Linked DNA regions of Homo sapiens: region 1 is linked to region 2. Evidence: chromatin contacts called from ENCODE Hi-C data. All regions are on one chromosome and are shown on one strand. Each heading gives the region's core, a stretch centred on a gene start or an enhancer-like site at or near the end of the contact. The rest is flanking DNA. Distances are from core to core; before and after follow the strand shown. Region 1 holds the start of NHP2 (NHP2 ribonucleoprotein). Region 2 holds the start of COL23A1 (collagen type XXIII alpha 1 chain).

Evidence for each region. Hi-C counts contacts between places; a loop is a spot of excess contacts on that map. Pooled maps may share reads with other maps.
Region 1: a pooled map shows a loop between it and region 2 (5-fold over the local background). The contact joins the promoter of NHP2 here to the promoter of COL23A1 in region 2. A Hi-C loop is called at or near these places in 5 of 50 pooled maps.

The regions. Positions count from the first base shown.
Region 1 is chr5:178,151,882-178,155,172 of GRCh38, forward strand. NHP2 (NHP2 ribonucleoprotein) reads right to left here and starts at 2,004. Exons shown (of 4, transcript NM_017838.4): 1 at 1,777-2,004; 2 at 1,610-1,679. The coding sequence starts at 1,936.
Region 2 is chr5:178,588,430-178,591,696 of GRCh38, forward strand. It overlaps COL23A1 (collagen type XXIII alpha 1 chain), which reads right to left and starts at 1,964. Exons shown (of 29, transcript NM_173465.4): 1 at 1,475-1,964. The coding sequence starts at 1,768. RefSeq lists an enhancer at 410-1,310 and a silencer at 1,966-2,165.

The sequences.
Region 1 (3,291 bases), core at 754-3,253, 440 kb before region 2:
AAGTCATGTGTCTCTACAGCACCTCAAAAACTTACCCAGACCCAAATTTGTGATCTTTCTACACAAATCTGGTCCCCCTCCACTGTTCACATCTCAAGATTGGGCCCTCTGTCCCTCCAGCTGGGCATGTCAGAACCTAGAAGTCGTCAATACCTCCCCATTCTCCACATCTGAAAGTCCTTTCAAATCTGTCCCCTTTAACTCTGTCTCCACCATCACCTCTCCAGGACTACAGTAGTCTACTACCTGAACTTTCCCAAACCTACTCGTACCTCTCTAATCCTTTCTTCAATTGTCAGAAAAATCTTAGGGTGTAAAAAATAATAAAAATTATGTCACTTCCTGGCTTTAACCCCTAATAGCCTCCAAAGTGCTGAGTATAAAAACTAAATTTACTGTGTCCTACAAGGCCCCCTAAGAAGGTAGCACTTCTGCTCACCAGACCCTCTCCTGCCCAGAGGCCCACTCTTTCTTCTGGCAGAATCCTCCCACCCACCCCCCAATTAATCCCTGTGTCTTAAGACCTCAGCTCAAATGTGACTGCTGAGGGAAACTTCCCCAGATGCGCCCTCCCCAGCTAGGTTAGATGCCGTTGAGCATCAAGTCTGCCCAACATTATTGATCTCTTGAGCACCTACAGTTTCACTTCTTGGGATAAAGCAAGGAGGCCCTGTTCTGAAGGAGCTTACCATCTGGCCTGAGAGGGTGATAAAGGGAAGAAAAATGTAAACAAGGTTCAAACTTTGATAAATGCCATTAAGAAAAGTGGGGTGATGAAGTTATCATTGCACTCTGTTATTTTCCTTCATGGCTATCTATCACAACGTGTAATTAGTTGTGTGTGTGTCATTATCTGATGAATGAATGTCACTGTTTCCCCCATAACACAGTGCCTGAAAAAGAGTACATTCAATTGTTAAGGCTGCCAGGCGCGGTGGCTCATGCCTGTAATCCCAACGCTTCGGGAGGCTGAGGCAGGAGGATTCCTTGAGCCCAGGAGTTCAAGACCAGCCCGGGCAACATGGCGAGACTCCTCTGTCTCTGCAAAACAACAATAACAACAGCCAGGCGTGGCGCAAGCCGGTGGTCTCAGCTATTCGGGAGGCTGAGGTGGGAGGATCGCTTGAGCCCAGGGGGACGAGGCTGCAGCGAGCTGTGATCGCACCACCGCACTCCAACCTGGGTGAGAGCTAGACCCATCTCAAAAACAAACAAAAACGTTAACGTTCAGTTCCTTAAATACAGAGCCGGAGAGGGGTCATCCCTAGGACTGAGATTCAGGGCTGAGAGGATTAGGGCGGGGGCCGGAGGTAATCTGAGGCAAGGAGCGGAGCCCGGGGAGGAGGGTCCCTGAATTAATGAAGGTGGGTTTACTCTAAGGGACTTTGCTTACACAATTCGCTTCACTTTGGAATTCACTTTGAGCTGGTATACGTGGTGTACCGGTATTGTCGTACCGGTATTGTACCAAAGGGACTTTACCGACTGCTTGATTGGCTTCTGTATATGGGGCTAGGTCAGAGTTAACCTTTTTACTGCGCGCCTACTAAGTAGAGATTTCTCCGTTAACGTTTAGAAATGCAAAATCCAGAGGAAGGAAGGTTCTTACCCTTTTTCTCCTTTGTTGACAAATTTCTGAACCTCTTTCACCCCGCGCCGAATCTGCTTCTGCTTCACCGCTGCAACGACAGAAGAGTCGGTCGGGGGCCTCGCTCAGCCACCCGCGCACCCATCCCACCCGCGCACCCATCCCGGCCACGCCGCCGTCCGCCTCACCTTTCTTGATGCATTTGTAGAGCTTCCGCGTGAGGCGGCGAGAAGCCAGGGGCTGCGCGATGGGGTTCTGGTTGACCAGCAGCTCCTGGTAGGTGCGCTCCCCGGAACACGCCTCCGCCTGAGCCTCGGGCCCGTCGGGATCTGCCTTTATTTTGGTCATCGCAGCGGCCGCTGAAACCTAGTCCCAGGGAGGCGAGCCCACGCGGTCCACAGCTTTAGGCATCACTTCCAGGTCATCAGCTGCGCGAGAAGCCGCCGTACAACACGGCCAATCAGGAAAGGAAGTCTCCGACTCAGCCCAATCGTTGACGCCCAGCTTCGTAACTACGGAGAGCGGAGAGGGGCGGAGTCATGGTCCTTAAGGCGGGGCCATCCCCGGACCAAGGGACTGGGCGGAACCGATTAGGGCGGAGCGGAGGGAATGTGAGGCAAGGGGCGGAGCCCTGGGAATCGGGGCCGGAGAGGGCGGGGCTCTGGGTGCTGGAAAGGCTGCCTCGTTTTTTTTCTTTTTTGAGGCAGAGTTTCGCTCTTATTGCCCAGGCTGGGGTACAGTGGCGCAATCTCGACTCACTGCAACCTCCGCCTCCCGGGTTCAAGCGATTCTCCTACTTCAGCCTCCCGAGTAGCTGGGATTGCAGGCATGCGCCACCACGCCCAGATAATTTTGTATTTTTACTAGAGACAGGGGTTCTCCATGTTGGTCAGGCTGGTCTTGAACTCCTGACCTCAGGCGATCCGCCCGCCTCGGCCTCCCAAAGTGCTGGGATTACAGGCGTGAGCCACCGCGCCCGGCCTAAGGCTGCCTCCTTTCTTGCATAATTTTTCTTTGTTTTCTGACCCCTGGACCCGGCTGCGCAGGTGTGAAAGATACAGAGCAAGGGATGACCCCACTGACCTGCGTCTGCACCGCTTTTCCACAGATAGCGTGTGGCTCACTCTCATCCCGCAGGGTTCCGTTTCAGTGTTTCCCATGGGAGAGGTTTCCCTGGTGATTTTATCTAAAATTGCCGTCCCCTCTCTCTCCAAACCAGCATCCCTTCACCCGCTATTTTCCCGCAGTTCTTACCATTGCCTGACGCTACACATGCAGAGGGCCTAGCCGAGAAGCCAGCCGGGGCTGAGGGAAGGACGGCTCCAGCGAAGCCGGGAACAGCGGAGGGAAGGCTTTGGGGACTGAGCTCCCTGCCGTGCAGGGTGAGAGCTATGAGGAGCTACCCTTTGGACGGGTCTGTAGAAGGTAAAGGGACAGAGCTGCCAGGGCGTGGGGGGCGGTGGCAGGCCGAGATCCAGTGGATCTTGGTATCTCTGATTAGCCTCTTCCACTATATTTTGGAACTCTGGATGGATATTAATTAGATAATCGCTGCAAATTACTAATTTGTAATACTAATTACCTTTGATCCTGATGTGGCAGGCCTGCCATTTTTGTGTTGCTGGAACAGGCCAGTAAGTAGAAACTTAGAAGTGTTCCGGTAGTTGTGGGTGGGAACACAGGTCAGTTAAACCAACTTAAAA
Region 2 (3,267 bases), core at 714-3,213:
GAAAGAGCAGCCACACTTATAGCGCTAACAGGTAGAAACTTTACTGGCCCTCTATAAATCAATTCAACACCCTGGTCTCCAGGCATTTGCCAAAAGCTAATGGGCGGCAATTATGAAACCATCGCCAGGAGTTTCCAGCAGGGCTGAGAGAGAGTTTTAAGTCTGCAGGCCCTTTCAAGGGTAAAATAGGAAATCATTTCATGAAGCAGCAATTTTACCCAGAACCCAGCTAGAAGAGATGTGATCCTAGCTTAAATTAAAGTGACTAAGAAACAGGTGGGGTGAACAAGGAGGTGTGGTACGCAAGTCATCTTCTCCCACTTTCCTTTGGAATCCAAAGGAACTCAACATTGGAAACACAGCTGGATACGTTAATAAAGATCCCAGCTGGGCAGTCTAGGGAATTGGGGGTGTACAGGCCAGTGCTCCCTCTCCTCCACCTTGAAACCCTGCCTGTTTTCACACAGCAATTGAGGATGCGCCCTTGGACAGCGACCTTGGGGTCTGGAGCAGCCATCTATCCCAGGAGAAGGAGGAAGGCTCGGCAGGGGAGGCTCTGGCCAGCCCACCAGGGCCTGTCCAGTTTCGTGGGGAGGGGAACTGCCGCACATGCCGCACACAAAAGGCGGAGGCTTTGACCAACATGCTGGGTGAGGGCTTGGAGGACCCAAAGGTGGCTCTTTCTTTGAAGACACACAGCAGCAATCTTAACCCTTAGAAGTGTCACAGAGCCTCATATGAGCTTTCAAGTAAGCTGTGGAAGTCGCGATTCCCAGGTAAGGGACGGGAAACTCCGGATGTCCTGCGAGCCCACACCCCAGATGGCACCGCCTGAAACCAGAATCCAGGTCCTCCACCCCCGATTGTTTCTCCTTCCTCTCATCTTACCAAGTCATGTGGGCGCCCCCACCCCCATCCCCGAGGCCTCAGTGCGACGGTGACCGCTCAGTCTTGGGGCCTGAGCTGCTGGAGACACACTGGAGCACAGCGGGGCCCAGCCCTCGGGCCTGTCTGAGGCTTTCCTCCGCCGTGACCACCGCCTCTCCAGGTGTACCAGCGTTGGTTAGGAACAGTAGGTGCTACTGGTCACAGTCACCAGATACTTCCCACGAGCCTCATCTTTATCCCCGACTCTGGCCGCCGGCGGGAAGCGGCGTGTCCGAGCGCACACCCCGTGGAGACTGACCCTAGGTCTGTTACTCCAAAGTCCCTGGTCTCTCCTTCCCCTTTCTCGCGGCCGCCTGCCTGGCACGGGACCCTGAGGCCGGAGCGGAGACCGCAAAACCCCTTGGGGCCGGCACCCCCTGCCTCCGCCTTGGCGCAGACGTGCCCATCTCTGGGACGGCCCCGAGCGCACGCAGCCGGCGGGCGACCCTCCTCCCAGAGACCTGCACGCTGCCCCCGGCTCCCAGCGTACCGCCACCCTCAACCCGACACACCCAAGTCCGCCCCAGCCACGCGCCAAGACGCTCACCTCCCGCAGCAGGCGCTCCAGGTGCGGCTCGGCCCAGGCGTCCAGGGCGCCTGGCGGCCCCGCGCGCCGCAGCAGCTCCCGCTCCTCCTCGAGCGCCGCCACCCGGCCCTGCAGCGCGGCCGCCTGGACACCCAGCAGCAGGCAGGCAGCCGCCGAGCCCACGGAGAGCAGCAGGCACAGCGCGCTCACCGCCCGGGACCCGGCCGTCGTCGCCGAGCGCCCTCCGCCGCCGCCGCCCGCCGCATTGCCCTTCCCCGCGTCGCCGCCGCCACCGGCGCGCTCGCCTGGGCCCATGGCGCGTTCGTCGCGCGTGGACTCTCCGAGGGGGCGGTGCTGCTGGGGCAGAGGCTGGGTGCGAGAGGAGCAGGCGGGACAGCCCGAGGCACGAGGTCCGCCGGGCGCGGGGGTTAGCCTCCGGGTAGCAGCGGATCGCCGCGCACGCCCCCTTCGCCGCAGCCAGCTCCTCCACAGCGGCCACTTTGGGCAGTTTCCTCTATGCAAATAGACCCTGCCAGAAAAGGAGCAGGGACCCACCCAGGGGAGGAGCGGCCGGGCTGGCCCCGCGCGGCGAGGGGGCGGGGGCGAGGAAGGAGCGAGCTCCTCGGAGCCACCCGTCGGCGCCGGGCTGATCCCACGCGCAGCGCGCACCTCTGCCCTCACCTAGCCCGGGCGCCGGCACCCGCCCCCGCACGCACCTCTGAGGCTTCCCCAGCCCAAGCCCGCACTGTGGACCCCAGAGGTCGGAGGGGAGCCCGGCGACACCGCGCCCCTTCTGCAGCCCACCCCTGGCTGGAGCACCCACCACTCGTGCCTTAGCACATTCCTCTAAACTTGTGAATTACCTTTCTGACACTTGTAAAAGTTCAAAACTTCAAATCCTGCAAAAAACTGAGTGGGTCTGTCCTCGGTGGTGGATTAGCGCCGCTTCGTGGCGGAAAGCGACCTCTGCGCACTCACATTTAGAGAGGCAGGGTCGAGATTGCGCCAAACAGAAATACGCCCCTTAGAATCTTCTCACGAGTTCTTAGCTGCCGGACTTCGGTGCGGGAAACAAAAATGGTAAGACTGTTTCTGGCCTGGAGAGGGCTTTTGAGAAAACTGAGACTATAACGAATGGGAAAGATTCAGAAAATGAACTTCAAGTCTTGTTCAACTGATGACTTAATTCTGTATTAGACGCACAACTTGGCCAAAAATTATGATCTAGTATGCACCACACTTAACCTGTACTGCGATTCTGCTGCAAATTTAAATCACAGGGCTGAGGCAAGAAGGCTGTGGCGTACAGCCTGGGTCCAGAGAACAGAATGAGTGGCACTAACAAGTCTTGGCAGGAAAGGGAAGAACTGCTGGAAGTCAGGCTGGGTTCAGATTCCTACCAGGCATATTCATGTCCTAAATGGGTCCCAAGTAACTCTTTCGCTAACTCCTGTAATACCTAAATGAAACAACAAACCAGCAGTTCAGATCTTTGTGATTTGAGTAACCCCCCAACCATTTTTTTTTAAGAAAAATAACGTTATATCCATCTTCCCTCTCACTCTGGATATCTTCTGGTTGTCTCATTTCTGTGGATACTCACCTTTTAGAACTGTTGAGTGCCTCTGGCTAACATGTTCCATCTCCTTCCCTTAATTCAGAGGGGAACCCCTGAGATGGCCGGGGGTTATGGTTGATAGACTTGGCTCTGTGCTAAAGTCTGGTGTATGCCCAATAGAATGAAAAGTTGGCCTCATTCTGAAAAGAGGCCAACACCCTCTTACAAGTCAGCACTACATTTCTTACAGGCACAT